2 separate regions of the Homo sapiens genome follow, and region 2 is linked to region 1. Evidence: chromatin loops called from intact Hi-C (ENCODE). Cell type or tissue: K562. All regions are shown on one strand.

What was found. Peaks named below come from ENCODE experiments on the same cell type or tissue, not always from the same donor. Only the 100,000 strongest peaks of a DNase experiment are listed, where the experiment ranks them.
Region 2: a loop joins it to region 1, with 2.3 times the contacts of the local background. A loop is called at or near these places in 4 of 110 quality-filtered maps.

Annotation. Positions count from the first base shown.
Region 1 is chr2:70,683,555-70,691,554 of GRCh38, reverse strand. It overlaps ADD2 (adducin 2), which reads left to right. Exons shown (of 16, transcript NM_001617.4): 8 at 626-769; 9 at 3,433-3,531; 10 at 7,788-7,964. Among named protein-coding and RNA genes, the nearest start is that of ADD2, 81 kb to the left of the region's middle. In K562, a CTCF peak has its summit at 4,560 (motif pointing left); DNase peaks (open chromatin) are centred at 4,524, 5,704 and 6,174.
Region 2 is chr2:70,747,495-70,755,494 of GRCh38, reverse strand. The region is part of intron 1 of ADD2 (adducin 2); the gene reads left to right. Among named protein-coding and RNA genes, the nearest start is that of ADD2, 17 kb to the left of the region's middle. In K562, a CTCF peak has its summit at 6,937; DNase peaks (open chromatin) are centred at 3,354 and 6,910.

The DNA.
Region 1 (8,000 bases):
ACTTTTAATAAGTGGTGGGGGAATGTGTTTCAACCCTGGTCCCCAGCACTTGTATTGTCCTAGTTCCAGGGGCAAGAGATTGCTTTTGAAGTGGGACCTTTATACTGGGCAGCAAATAATTTCATTCATTTTAAAATGGGACTTTTCAATGGGCCTCTCTGTTTGTTAAAAATTGTGACCTAGTCTGCACTGAAACCAAAGCTGAGGGTCTCCAGCCTACCCCAAGAGATCTGGACTCTGCTTACCCTAGCCTCGTACAAACTCCACCACAGCCTGCCTCTTCCCAGAGTTGTATGACAAGAGCAAAGCTGTGTGTGAGGTGGGGGGAGTGGGAGGGGCAGCAATAGGTCTCTGGAGTGCATTCTTTCTAGCAGTTCTAAAAGGTGATATGTTGACATGGCTGCTGTGAAAACAGTGATGGAAAGACACTAGAGCAAGCAGCGTGACACAACGCCCAAGCCAGGTGGTAGAGGAGCCCAGGCCTTTCTTGTGCCTGCTCCCCAACCTCACCCCTCACTCCTCACCCCTCACCCCTCACTGGCCCCCAGAGTAGAGCTGGACTGTGCTGCTCTGAGGAAAGGGCAGGGAGGGCTGCAGGTGCTAACCATGCCATTGTCTCTCTAAGGTGTCGGCCATGAAGTGGGGCCTCCTGCCTGTCTCCCACAATGCCCTGCTGGTGGGGGACATGGCCTATTATGACTTCAATGGGGAAATGGAGCAGGAAGCCGATCGGATCAACCTGCAGAAGTGCCTTGGACCCACCTGCAAGGTTAGCTTAGCTCTTCTGGGACAATAATCTAGAGTGGCATTGTCAAAAGCCAACATCACAAAAGTGACATATGTTCATTGGACAATAAGGGAGGGAGAGAGGGGGGAAAAAAAAGAAAGATCTCTATCCCACTACCCTGAGATTTTGCTGTGTACCCCAAATATATTGAAATTTATATTTGCAAAACTAGGATCATAAAATAAGTTGTTTTCCCTCAGCAATATATAGTAATTACCTTTGTATGTTATTAAATATTTTCTCTATCACCATTTTTAATTATTAAATTTAATTAAATTATAGCACAACTATTCACAGACTTCATTATGGGAATAGTTGTGCTATAATTTACCTGAATACTCTTCTGTGGTTGAACATTAAAAGGTATTTTTCAGCTGGGTGCAGGGCTCATGCCCGTAATCCCAACACTTTGGGAGGCCAAGGTGGGTGGAGCACTTGAGCCCAGGAGTTCAAGACCAGCCTGGGCAACATGGCCAAACCCTGTCTCTACAAAAAATACAAAAATTAGTGAAGCTTGGTGGTATGCACCTGTGGTCCCAGCTACTCAGGAGGCTGAGGTGGGAGGATCGATTGACTCCAGAAGGTGAAGGCTGCAGTGAGCTGTGATCACATTGCTATACTCCAGCCTGGGCAACAGAGTTAGACCCTGTCTCAAAAAAAAAAAATTTTTTTTTTCTTCCTGAGTTTTTTCTTAATAAAAACAACACATTGATGAAAATCCTGTCAGCTAAATCTTTGTGTGAACTTGAGATGAGTTTCTTAGGATAAGTTCCTAGGGCTGCACGGGCTAGAACTCTCACTTCATGCCGCCAAATTGCCCCACACGGTTTGTTCACTCTTCCACCCCATGTCTAGGATATGAGAGTGCCACTTCCCTGCAGTCTCCCCAAACTTGAGTGTTGTCGCCTTTATTTTTCCACTAGCTTGCAAGAGAAAAATGGAATCTTGTTGTTGCTTGACTGAACTCTTGAGCCCTGTTTTATAACAGCACATATTTGGGGATGGTTAGCTCAGTATGGCACAGCCACGGAGGCTAGTCTTGGTTGATGGATGCTTTGCCGCTGTCCTGGCAAGGAATGCACTGCCTGAATCATTTCCCATGAGTCCCTGTCTTCTCATCTCTAACACAGTGAGGTATCCCACCTCTCTCTCCTGACATCCTCCAGAACATTATTTAGAGTGTGGGGAGAGGGATGAAATATTCACATCTACGAAGTGCTACAAGAATTTGAGAGATGGGGTATTCATTGTTTGTAGTACTTTTTGTGGGCCACAGCCATCGTCTCTTTCTGTTTCTCTGGCACTTGAGAGGAAAAAATACCAGCTGTTTTCAACAGGAGAGGATGTGATGTTTAGAGCCATCAGGCTTCAGCCCAGGCTCTGCCTGGAGACAGATCTGACACATGGATCTGTGTCCCAGCTCCCAGGCTGGTGTCATCTGGTTCCAGAGAGTTCTTGAGAGTAAAACCAACGAAGAAAAGTTTCAGAGGGAAGATGCAGTTGAACTTTGGGGAGTTGTGCTCTTGGTACAAATTCAGTTTGGGTTCCCCCACTTTTACTCAGCTTTCCCTGACTGAGTCTAAAACATTGCACTAATAGTGAGAACCCCTGGCTTCTAGTTCAGATGCTTCCCCTAATTAGCTGAGAGACTTTCCGTTTTTGGTTTTTTTTTGAGACGGAGTCTTGCTCTGTCACCGACTGGGGTACAATGGTGCGATCTCAGCTCACTGCAGCCCCCAGGTTCAAGTGATCCTCCCACCTCACCCTCCCGAGTAGCTGGGACTACAGGCAGGCCCCATCACACCCAGCTAATTTTTTAATTTTTGTATTTTTAGTAGAGACGGGGTTTCACCATGTTGGCCAGGCTGGTCTCGAACTCCTGACCTCAAGTGATCTGCCCACCTTAGCCTCCCAAAGTGCTGGGATTACAGGCGTGACCCACCACGGCTGAGACTTTTAGTCTTTTCAGGCTTTTATTTTCTTTTCTATAAAACCGATGAGTTAGATGAGAAGGTCACTGTGGCCTCTTTCTAGAGCTGTGAGATCTCAGAGCTGACAGGGCCTTGTTGAGTTTATGGTGCAGAAACCTAAGACCCAAAGAGGTGACGTGACTCACCTGTTTCTGTAGGGCCACCTCTCAGAGAGCCGCCCCCTGGGTTTTGACTCCCACGTCAACTAAGTCACAGGAGCAAGAGATTGCTATTGAGGTGGGAACTCTGTATTGGATAGCAAACAACTTCATTCACTTTAATATACACAGCAGTTTTTCAAGCTTCTAAGCTTTCCAAGGCCTAAAAACCCAGGCATTGCCTAAAGAAATTGACCAAGCTATTTAGTCTCAGTTTTAAAATGCCTTTTCAATTTCAATTTTTAAAATGCATAAAAACCCAGGCGTTGCCTAAAGAAATTGATCAAGCTATTTAGTCCCAGTTTTAAAATGTCTTTTCAATTTCTTAGGGTAGATGCTTTGAGTTAAAATCCCATGTGGGGTAGCTTTGGGGTATTTGATTAGAGAACATAAGGAGTTGGGAGAAGGGGCCCTGGGATTGGTTGTGGAAGTTGATCTAAATAAAATGGAAAACCTCTCCCTCTTAACTAAAGTTTAGAGGACTTAAGGTTTTAATTGACTATTTATTTCTCTACAGATCCTGGTGCTAAGAAACCATGGAGTGGTTGCTCTGGGTGACACGGTAGAGGAGGCATTTTACAAGATCTTCCACCTGCAGGCTGCATGTGAGATACAGGTGAGCAAATTCTCCTGGAAAGTGGGCCCAGGAGTGGGCTCTGACAGGGGCCTGTGGGCAAACGTGGTGACCCTGTTGGCTGTGATTCAGGGAGTCTTTTGATCCCAGCCATCTAAAAGCCTTGCCCTATTTCTCTGCCTTGGCACCATCTTATCCTTCTAAAGTTTCACACTTAGGATTAGTTCTGTGGCTTTGAAAAATGCATCAACATTGTCTAACAAGCAATAAATACCCACTTCTTAGGGGTCAGTGCCCAGTCTGGGGAGCTGCCTGGGCTCATCAACTGGACAGTGGGAGAAATTGTAATAAGGCAAAGAAATTTTTTACCATGCTCATATGTTACGTGGGGTATACCTGTTGCACCTATGCCCAACAGACACACAGGTAGGTGTTTGTTTGTTTGTTTGTTTGTTTGTTTGTTTGTTTGTTTTGAGGGGAGGGGGTTGGTTTGCAAAGGCCAGGGACATGGTCACGTCCAGAAAAAGAAGCGGAAAGCAGACCAATCAGAGTGTTGACGTGGCAGCCTTAACAGCCAGAGCAACCCCAAGTGATATCCAGGAAGCCATCATGAAATCCCTAACCGGGAAGGGATGGAGAAGACAGTAGTGTCAGTGATCAGGGAACCCCCTAGAGGAGTTGGAGAAGCAGTAGGAAAACAGACAAACCTGTAGTTGTATAGACAACAAGGTGGTGTTGGATAAGCCAAGCACACACTTTTCAATGTGGCAAGTTGGTCAGGGGCAGGTAGGGGGCCTTGCACAACCCTGAAAAGACCTTATTAACCAGACCAGGCTGACCAGGCTCCATCCTCCCCACTCTGGGCTGTGTGCCCTTGGGTAGAGGACTTGCCCTGCTTGAGCCTCTGTCTCCTCAACTGTAGACGTGGGGCCCAGCGGGTCACTGTGAGGACACAAAGAGGGGTGTTGCTGATGCTATTTTTAGGACTCAACTGACATATGGAGGCCCGTTGCTCCTGGATGAGTCAGCTCTTTGCCCAGCCCCTTGGTGTCCCGTCCGCCCTCTCCTGGCTGGCCTAGGCAGAGCAGCACCCAGAGGAAGAGGTCTTTCTCTTGGAGGCACTCTGGGGAGATTGAGATCTGCCTGGAAGTGTCGCTGGTGGAGGCTCTGCAGTGGGACCTTTTCAATCGTTTTAAAAGGATATGTGGTGAGGATAGCTGTGAAGATAATGATGAAGTATTAGAGGCAGTGGTCAGAACAGGGGCAGGTGGACACAGACCCAGCTGGTGCCTTTCTGATGTGATGTAGCGCCTCCGGCTGCTGCCCAACCAAAGATTCTGGCCCTAAGCTCTGACCACTGACTGGTGGAAGAATCTGGTGGAGCCTCTGGGATACCGGGAAGCTACTCTCCCTTTCCCACATCTGAACTCTTAAGAGCTCCCTATCTTCCTTCTGGAGAAGATTCTTCAATAAGAAAATATCTCCTGTAAAAACATCATCTCTGCAAAGACAGCTCAGCCCTAAAAATGAAGGGAGAGGGATGCCCATGTGTCGCACCACCCCACATGGTGAAGTATGCCTCTCCCAGGATCCAGAACCCCAGAAACAGTTTCTGGGCAGTTTCAAGGGCAGAGCTGTGGGCTTCTGTACCTGACAGCCCCCTTCCCTCAGCTGCTATCACTTTCGTTTCAGGATTGGTTTGCTGAGACCTTGTTACAGGACCTCAGGCAATGCAGACAGATAACCCCGGGCAAGCTCCAGTGACCTTTTTTTCCCCCAGCTGGTAGAGCAGAGAGGCTTCTAGAGACGGGAATAGAGCTGGAAGATGTGGAAGAAAAAAGCAGGAAAGCCTAGAGGAGGTGTGGGTGGATCAGGGCATGAAAGAGCCTAGGTAACAGTGACTGCAGGTGCCGCTGGGAGCGCAGCCCTAGCCAGGTCATTTTTGGGTGAAGCGGCCAGCACTGAAGCTCTGTTTCCATTGTGGGCCAAGTTTTCTTCCTTGGTGACCTTGGCAAACAAGCGAACGTGGCTGTGGTCATGTTAGTAGTTCAAGGCTGAGAGCCTATTTATTTCTCCTGGGGATGGTGTTCTCTCTGATCCCCATCAATTTGGGGTTCCAGGAAACTGGGTCATCCCCTGCTGAGAGAGGCAGCTCCCTGCTCTGCCGACAGGCAGATGGGAAGAAGCTCAAGCAGTTCTTCTCCATCTGCTACCCATCACCATGGAAACTGGGGGAGGAAGAGGGAGGTGGGAGGAGGCAGCTCTTGCAAGGTTGTGGGCAGTCTCTCCCTCTCTTCTTCTCCATTAAGTATGGGTCCCCAGGGAATAGCGCTTCTCAAAATTCATTCATTAGAACATTATACTTCACCCCATATGTACCAGGTGATACACTAAGTGCTTTAGATCTATTACCTTAAAGACTTCTCACAAGGTAGGTTCTGCTATTTTCATTTTAGAGGAAACTGAGGTACACAGATGGTAAATAGCTACTAAAAGTCACACAGTTGGTAAGTGGCAGAGCCAGGATTCAAACCTGGGCAGCCTGGTGCCCAGGTCTGTGCCCTTAAACACTACCTGGAGAAGCGCTGCCTCACCAGGACTGTGAGGGGCAGTGGGAGAAGTCTGTTTATCTTCTGCTAGACACATGGCTTGGACGAGAAGGGCGTAGATAATATTCTTGCTTCCTTCTCTTCATAGGGTGACGGGGGTCACCTGGGAGGGCTGCCTGGCTGACCTCAGAGAAGTATCACAGGGGCATTTGTTAAATGATGAATTTAACATACTCTAAGGTCTGTCCCTGATCCTCTTGGGTTCATAGACCTGCATTTGTCAGCAGGTTAAATTGGATTTTTTCATTTCCAGTAAAAAATAACTGTCACAAAAATACTGAAAGTTTGCATAATTAAAGCAGTTTCCCATAACAAGCAGGCTAACATGGGATATCATATCTTATTGGAATGCTAATATAATAATGTGCAGTGCAGAACACCTGGCTCACCACCTGGACTATTCATAAGCCATTGTCTCTTTATGTAGCTAGATTTGTCATCCAGGAAGCCAAACCCTAACCAATTATATCTGAGTGGTAGATACATGAGGGTAAATAGAATGTACCATTAGATAAGCACAGAATTTAAAAAAAAGGGGATTTGTTAGATTAATGAGTGTTTTTTAGGATCATTCCAAAATTGCCTGCTATATACACACACCTCTTGTCCTAATACTCAGAGTCCATTGCCTACAACCACCTGCATTGCCCTCCCCATGGAGCCTTGACAATGAGACAGACACTCTAAGTCCATGTGTGGGAACTCTCACCCCTGCACAGTGCTTGGCTGTACACTACAAGCATTTTATCTGTCTCCTTTCTCTGGGCTTCCTTGACTGACTAACCCCATTGTGGAGAATGTATTTTTCCTTTGGACCTGTGAATTCATCCCATGAGGTTACAAATAAATTTCATTGGCTTGGGAGCCAGCCTATTTCTTTCAAGTGACTTTTAAAAAAATATAGGAGAGGTCAGCAATGGTGGTTCATGCCTGTAATCCCAGCACATTGGGAGGCCAAGGCAGGTAGATTGCTTGAGCCCAGGGGTTCGAGACCAGCCTGGCCAACATGGCAGGACTCCCATCTCTACAAAAAATACAAAAATTTGCTGAATGTGGTAGTGCACATCTGTAGTCCCAGCTACTCAGGAGGCTGAGGTGGGAGGATAGCTGAAGCCTGGGAGGTTAAGGCTGCAGTGATCCGAGATTGTGCCACTGCCCTCCAGCCTGGGCAACAGAGACACTGTCTCAAAATAAAAATAAAAAAAAATAGGAGATATTTCAAACATACAGAAAAGTGCAGAGACTAACATAATAGACACCCATACCTACCAATCAGATCAAACATATTCATAACCTCTGGCTTCAAATCTTGAAGAACAAAATATTACAAACAAGAACTGAAGTCCGCTTTGAAGTCCTTTCCTGTCTCATCTTCCCTCCCTCCCCAGATACAATCACAATTCTAGGTTAGTCTGTATCCCAGGTAACTTTCAGTCCTCTGTTTTGATTCTTAAGGTTTAATGCTTGCTGTTTCCTTCTTTATAATCTCTAAGAACTGGCATCAGAAAATAAACTAATAGCTCTTTTCTTGGAAATGGGGGCATGCCCATCAAGTATGGGTGGCTCTTTCTCAGTTTGGCCTCTAAGTTCTCCTCTGGACTCCCCATTCTCTCATCACATACAGGAGCATAGATAAGTGCAGGGTACCCATGTGCACATGGGCTGAGGGCTCTCTGCTCTTTGCTACAGGTGTCGGCTCTGTCCAGTGCCGGGGGAGTGGAGAACCTCATCCTCCTGGAGCAGGAGAAGCACCGGCCCCATGAGGTGGGCTCCGTGCAGTGGGCCGGGAGCACCTTTGGGCCTATGCAGAAGAGTCGGCTGGGGGAGCATGAGTTTGAGGCCCTCATGAGGATGCTGGACAACCTGGTGAGTCTCCTGCCATTGCCCTTCCAGGCCAGTCCA
Region 2 (8,000 bases), 64 kb before region 1:
GAGACAGACACTAAGCATAAAAACAAACAGGTTCAAGCATTGATACCCATTATGCAGAAGATAAACTCATTTTAACCTGAGGGAGGAGGCTGCTTTAGCCAGAGTGGTCAGGGAAGGCTCTTTTGGGAGGCAGCAGTGAGCTGTTGCAGGTGGGTTCGTGAGACGGATCAGAGGATAAGCTAGTGCTGGCTGATTGCAGGCATTTTCATTATGCTATTTGAGGCCACATCATTGGCCGAGAGTGGAGCGAAGAGGGAGTCAGGGAGATTTGAGATGAGAAGGTGGGAAATGATCCTGTTGAAGAGTCTGTACTTCGAGAGAAGGGCAGGTTGCTTGGCAATGTTAAGAAATCATCTGAAAGGTGTAGAGGGTAATTTGAAGTGAGTCCAGTCCACAGAGTTTTGTGCAAGGGTCAATGGCCCAGATGCAGGCAGGGGCAAGGTCACATAGGGTTTAACTAAGGGTGGGACTCTGTGAGGTAGAAACAGTGGTGGGTGAGAGGGCAGAGGAGTTAGAGGTGTTTTGCAAGGGAATGGTTATCCAGTTGGATAATTTAAGCTACATGAGAAGAGATGGGAAAAGTAGAGTTGGAGATAGATAATTAAAAGGTGATTAGCAGGTATCAGAGATGTTGGAGAATTGCTAGGAGGTGGGGTGCCAGAGCTGGGCTGGAAGGGGATGGTCAGAGTAGGATGTTGACATCCACACATTGAAAGTGGTGATCTTGGTAGCAGCAAGATCTAGGGTATGACCACGGGAGAGGGTGACTGAGGCTGGGGTGGAAGGAGAGATAAGTGGCATTGGAGGCCACGAAGATGTGATGGTGGGTGTCGGGTGGATCACCATGTAGATGTCAACGTCGGCAGGAATGAGTAAGGAGAGTGGTGGAGGGGAAGATGGTTAGCCAGGAGCTGGAGTCCTCGGAGAATGAGAGGAGTGGCTGGGCAGTAGAGGAGAGTAACAAGGAGGAGTGACAGGAAGTCAAGTTGGAAGACTGTGCTTCCAAGGTGATGGGGTTTTGAAGGAGTGGAAATAGATAGAGGTGACTATAGGGCTGGAGGAGATGTGCACCCAGGCCCTGAGTACCTGGGATGTGGAAGAGAGTGCTGTGGGGCAATAGTGTCCTGTGGGAGAGCCACATTTTAGCTTCTTCGTTTGTGGATCACAGAAGTGGGCTTTATGTAGCTGAATTTGGAAGTGCTGCGAAGAATTATGTGATTGTTCAATTCGATTGGTTTCCAAGCAGGAAGGAAGGTAACCAAGGAGGCATTATTGACTTTGGGCTTGTTCAAAACTCAGTTAAAGGCAATTAACAGTACTTGGTGTTGTTTACCAAAGCACTTGTCTCAGGAGGGATCTCCTAGCAGTTCTTGTGAATTGTAGGAACTCCCTCCCTTGAGGCATCTTGTGTTTTCATGTCATTAATTCCTGCCTCACCCCTCAGCCATAAATCTCATGGAGGGGATAGAAGGCTTCTGTCTTTTTGTATCATCATCTTGCTGTGGCTCTGTGATGACGCCCTTGTCTAGCCTTGTTCTGCTGACGGTGACCTTTAATGTAATAAAATGCTTACAGGAATAATGAGAATTGATGGAGAAGATGCACTTTCTTGTGATTTATGCCTCTATGCATTAGAACATGAGGACATTTTGGAGGAATGAAGCATGTTATGGGAGAGCGTAGGCTTTTTCAGATGCATGGCTGAAAATCTCAAAAAAGCATCCTGTGCTACCTGGCAGTTCTAAGGCATTTACTTTATCACTTTCCAGAATGACGAATTCACTCCTCTTTTCTCCAAATTTCCTTTCCTCTCCACCCCACCCACCTTTCTGGGTGCCTCCAGCTTCATTGAGAAACAGAAACAGTGATCCCGGAGCTCTCCTGTCTTCCCACCCCCCAACCCCTGACACACATCCCTGACATGCTGCTCTGGGTTGAGTGGCCCCTGCTTCTATCAGAGGCCATCTTTTCTTCTGGGCTCTGGGACCTTTTCCCTCTCACCATCTCAAAAACACCACCATGGCAATTGGCTTTTCTCTTTTCTGCATCATCAACCTCTTTCTTCCTTCCCCCCTCCTCCCATTTCTCCCTTTATGTTCTCCTTGAAAGAGTTGCCTTTGCTCTGTATCTCTTCCTGTTCCCCACTGTTTATACTTGTCCTCTTTTATGGCACTGAGGCTATTCTTGTCAAGATCATTGAAGATGACCTCCATATTGCCAAATCTAATGGCCTCTTCTCTGTTCTTATCTTACTTGACCTGTCAGCAGCACTCAACACTGTTGACCACTTCTTGAAACATTTGGATTATCTGGCCTGGAATACTGCCCTTTTCTGGTTTTCCCTTACCTCACTTGCTGTTCCTCCTTTTCTTCTGTGCAGTTCCTTTTCCTCCACCAGACCTCTAAGTGTGAGAGAGCTTTGCCCTGCACCACTTTGTCTTCCTTATACACTCTTTCTGGTGAACTCTTTTGGGCCTTGGCTTTAGACTTCATTTTTGTGCTGATGAATCCAAAGTTCCTATCTCCCCAGAACTCTACTTCATTGCTTCTGGAACTTTACTGTACACACTGATCACCTGGGGATCCTGTTAAAATGTAGATTCCAGTCTCATTTGTCTGGAGTGGGGCCTGAGAGTTTGCATTTCCAATAAGCTCCCAGCGATGCTGATGTTGCTGGTCTCCGGATCTTACTTTGGGTAGTGAGGCTGAAAACCTGTATATCCAACTGCTTCCCTGACATTTCTACATGCATGTCTTACAGGCGTCTCAGACCAACCCTAAATGACCCTCTTAGAGCTCTTGATTTCTTTACTCAAACCCATTTCTCTCTGCATTTTCCTTGTGTCATCATCCCAGTTGCACAAGCCAAAGATTTTGGAGTTGTCCTTGGTTTCTCTTTCCTTCACTTTTTCATCCAGTCTATCAGCAAATTCTGCTGGCTCAGTCCTCCAAAACATATCCCAAATCTTTCTACTTGGCTCCATTATAATAGTAGTAGCTGATATTTATTCAGTACTTCCTGCATGTCAGGCTGTGTTAATGACATATATTTATATTTATAAGTATTTAAAGTCTAATCATCACAATAACCCTGTGAGGTAGGTGGTATTATTATTCTCATTTCTTGGATAAGAAAAGTGGACACATAAAAGGCAATAAATAATTATTTGCAGATGGAATACATGAATAAACTTTATAACTTATAACTAGGTAACCCTACATAGACCTGCAGTTAATGACCTAAAAAAACCCAATTTATTCTCTTGGTTTATTTTTCTCCCTTGTTATGAATATAATACTCAATAATGCCATTGATATGCTTAGAGAATTAGGGTTTCTGTGTCCTTGTTAGGCACCAATGACATTGCAAATGTCCATTGGCAAATGTCCAAAGCGCGTGTGTGTTACAGAATTTGTAGTGTCTTTGGCTTGAAACCATTTTTGACAAAGGCTATATGCATTTAAGGCACTAAAAATGTTTATGTTTGATAATTACAATGTCTTGATGTGCTTTGCTGAAACATTGTGTCTTGTGTGCCCTTGTGAAAAGCGGCGACTCTTGTATTTCCCATCATATCCTTGCATTTTCTGGAACTGGGGAGATATCTTGAGAGAATGACTTCAAGCTCCAAGATGTGTTCCTTTTCTTAAGTTTCCTTTATCTTGATTGATTTTGAGAATATTGTTCTCTGTGCTGGTTATCACAGTTACAGTGTATGATGATAAATGATTGGTGCTCTGGATAAAACAACCTAAATAGTCAAGTAGATGGAAACAAGCTCATATGACCAAAGTCTAAAAGAATCGAGTTGTTTCGATTGGAGAAGAGCAGTTAAGCAACTACTTTCTTATGCCGTTTATTGTAAAGGAAATCTTTAGTAAGCTTTTTAATAAAGTAAAGACATCTTTTGTAATGTGAATAATTAACCTAGTTTTAGGAGTGTAAGTTTCTTTTAAGAATGGGAAAGGGAGATACATTCATTTTTGTCCTAGTAGTTTCTATCACAACCCTCCAAAAGAATCTCTCTCTTAGGACTTTTAATATGCTAAGGCAAACATAACACCAAACGTAACACTGTATTCCTTTTTCTAGTTTAGTTCAAAGAGACATCCTAGGAAGTAAGATTTTTCTATATAAGTGGACTCAGAAAAGCTAACAAGGTACCCTAAGCATTAGTAAGGGCCTGCTGCTCCGACCTCATCCCAACCAGCCCTGCCCATCTTTAGGTTTCTGAGTAACAAGCGTCAACTGTTATATACTGAAACATTCCCTCTGGAATTCCAGAGTGTCAAAGTGGAAGGGATCAAACAGATCTTCCAGTCCAACCTCTTCATTATAGAAATCAGACACATGAAGCTGAGAAAAGATAAGGCACTGATCCAAGGTGAGGCAGATTAATTAATGGCAAATTCAAGGCTCCTGAAAAGTTTTTCTTTAGGGCATTTATATTCAAATGTCAGCGTCTCCCATTTTTAAAGTCAGAGTTTTCAAGATGCTATTTGATTTCAAGGAAACGTGACAGGAAGCATATCAATTTTTTATAAGAATGTAAAATATGGTAGAGGAGCTAGGGTGTGGGGAGGCAGTTTCTCTACATGGCCAGGTCTCAGTGTTGGCCCTTAATTCTCATTCCTGGACACAGGAAAAAATTATAGTAATTTAGACATGGTTATAATGCTACAGAGTATATTAATTTCCCAGGGCTGCCTTTACATGGAGATGGCTTAAATGGAGATCTCCTTAAATGGAGATGGCTTGACATAACTGAAATGTATTCTCTCTCAATTCTGAAGGCTAGAGGTCTGAAATCAAACTGCTGACAAGGCCGTGCTCCCTCTGAAGGCTCTAGGGTACTCCTTCCCTGTTTCTTCCTACCTTTGGAGGGTGGCAGTAATTCTTGGCATTCCTTGGCTTGCAGCTACATCAATCCAGTCTCTACCTCTGTCATCACATGGTCTTTCCTCTGTGTGTGTGTGTCTTCTCTATGACTTTGATGACTAAATCTTCCCATTCCTTATAAGGATGCTGACCATTGGATTTAGGACCTACCCTAATCCACTATGACTTCATCTTCACTTGATTGCATCTGCAGAGATCCTGTTTCTAAATAAGGACAAATTCACAGGTTTCAGGTGGATATGAATTGTTGGGAGACACTTTGGGGACATGAATTTTGAGAGACTTTTATGTTTCAACATTTGCTAAGAATTTATGTTTGTACCTCCTGGAAAGGCATGATGTTTCCCTGGTTGAGAGAAAGAAAAAGAAAGAGCGAGCATGAGCACGTGCACACTTGGAGCATTGTTTCCTAAGGTATATTTGGTGGGACATTATTCCCAAGAGATGTAACATGAAATAAGTGTCCATGGCCAATAGAATTTGGGAGACACTGTACTCTGCCCCCCTCTCAAGAGCATCATCAGGCACCTACGATATGAAAGGCTCAGAAAGGTCCTGTAACAAGGACCTGTGTATACCCTACTGATCCCCAAACTGATTGGACAGGAAAGTCTTTTGTCTGTGTGACACTCTATATTGGTTAAGAATTGCCTCCAGCTGCATGAAGCAGAAACCTAGCCGTAGTGGCTTAGCCAAATAGGGACTTATTTCCATTCCCCAGAAAGTCCAGAGGTTGGCAACCCGGGGCTGGTGCAGCGACTCCTTATGGTACCAATGTGCCAGGCTCCTGTCTGCCTGCTCTGCCATGCTTAGCAGGTGGTATTTTTTATCCTGAAAGTTTGCAGCTACTCCATTTCCAGCCTTTAACTACCTTCTAGACAGGGAGAAGGAGGAGGAAGAGGTGAGGGAAAAGGATAGTATTTCCATCAGGAAATTAGACTTTCTCAGAAATTCCCAGAAGATTTGTGCTAACACGTTATTGACCAAGACTGTATCAAATGGTTGCTTCTAGCTTTGGGGAAGGCTGGGAAATGCGGTTTTTTTTTTAGCTGGCCATATTGTTCCCTGATAGGGAGGAAGAAGGGGAGGTGAATATTGCCTAGCTAGCAGTGACTGCCACACATATAACTTCCCCTGGCATTAGTGACCAGGAAGTTGCCCTTGTTAAACATTTGTCCTAACTGTCCTTCACAAGAGAGTGCTTCCTATGCAATTCTAGGTTTTTAGCATTAGCCTCTGATATGGTTTGGCTTTGTGTCCCCACCCAAATCTCATCTTGAATTATAATCCCCTATTCCCCGTGTGTCATGGGAGGGACCCTGTGGGAGGTAATTGAATCATGGAGGTGGTTTCCCCCATGCTGTTCTCCTGATAGTGAGTGAGTTCTCATGAGATCTAATGGTTTTATAAGCATCTGGCATTTCCCCTGCTGGCTCTCATTCTTTCTCCTGCCGCCTTGTGAAGAGGTGTCTTCTGCCATGATTGTAAGTTTCCTGAGGCCTCACCAGCCATGCAAAACTATGAGTCAGTTAAACCTCTTATCTCTATAAATTACCCAGTCTCAGGTATTCCTTCATAGCAACATGAGAACGGACTAATACAGCCTCCAAGTTTGATCCTGCCAAACAGGATCTGTACTGAGTTAGTTCAGTACAGCTCAAGCAGTTTAAGTGTGCCCATACTTATATAGCTCAATGCTGCACTAAGTGCCTTTAAAATTATTTAATGGCTTGAACTGTGTTGCACTCCTAAGCTAATTTCATTTTCTTTAATGTGCAATAATGGCATTTGGGACTTACCTCTCTACAAACCTCCAAAATCCTTTGGACATATAGCTGCCACATTTAAAGTAATATACTTGAAATGCATTGTAGAAGCAATGCTTTCTTCTGGCCAGCATTTTAAGTGGTGAAAAGACAGAAGCTTTCACTTTCTCAAAGAGTGGCTCAGAGGACCTTGTCAGTGGCAGGGGTTTTCAGTGATCACTTCTGTGGTCACACGTTCTAATCACCAGGGGAGCCAAAGAGCAAGTCTCCATTCCCAGGTAGGAAGTGCTCTGCTTTGGATCTGGATAAAATGGACCTGCTATGAGGAGCCTATTGTGGCAGGAGAAGCCATAAAGATCTTTGTCTTTTAGTTCTCCTTGTTTTACCTTAAGTGGTCAGAGAGGCCACACAAGACCAGAGGGAAGGAGTCTAGTTACTGCAGCATAACTCAGCTTACTTTGATGAATAATAATGTCAATGATAGCTACACAGAGACACAGAATAGATTCCAAAAAAGGATTCCTTTTTTTTTTTTTTTATCAGTGTTTGAATATGTGACATTTCTAATTTTACCTCTAAATACTTGGAGTGAGGAGGAGGGCAGGACCCACATGATAAGGCAATCATGTCTTCAAACTTAAGAACAGAAATTTTCTTCACAAGTGAGGGCATGGTGTCCCAGGAGAAAAACTATATGGAGGTTGTGCCATCTCCATGCCCTGCTGTGACCACAAGCTCTTTTTTTGGTTCTGGGTGCAAAGATTAAAAAAACACTTGTTTTTCCTATCAGCAATAATATGTCAAGATTTTTAAAAACCATTAAAAATTTATGCCATTATAAATTTTCAAGGAAGTGCAGGTCACATAAAGCCTCATATCCAAAGGTGGAAGCTGAAAAGAGCAAATGCCTTTGTACCATTTCGATTGTTGACCTACTATACAAAAAACAATTGAATTTCAAATTTTAATCCCATTGAGTGCAAAGGAAACAATTTGTTTTCAAATTTCCACTGAGTAATATTTCAGAAAGGTCAATCTGAGATTATAAGTGGCTCCCAAGTCACTAGTCCCTAAAGAGATACTGTCGCTGAACACAAAATGTGTGTAGAAGATATAAAGAAAAGGGTAATGTAGCAGAAGACAGGATGGGTTTCTCTTGCCTGAGTGACTATGCTGTGGCATGATGGGAAAGCATGACTCATAATGGGTGAACACATAGCATGATAGGAAGGCATATAGCATGATGGGAGAGCATGTGGCATGATAGAGCCTGTGGCATGATGGGAGAACACATGGCATGATGCGAGAGCATGTGGCATGATGGGAGAGCACAC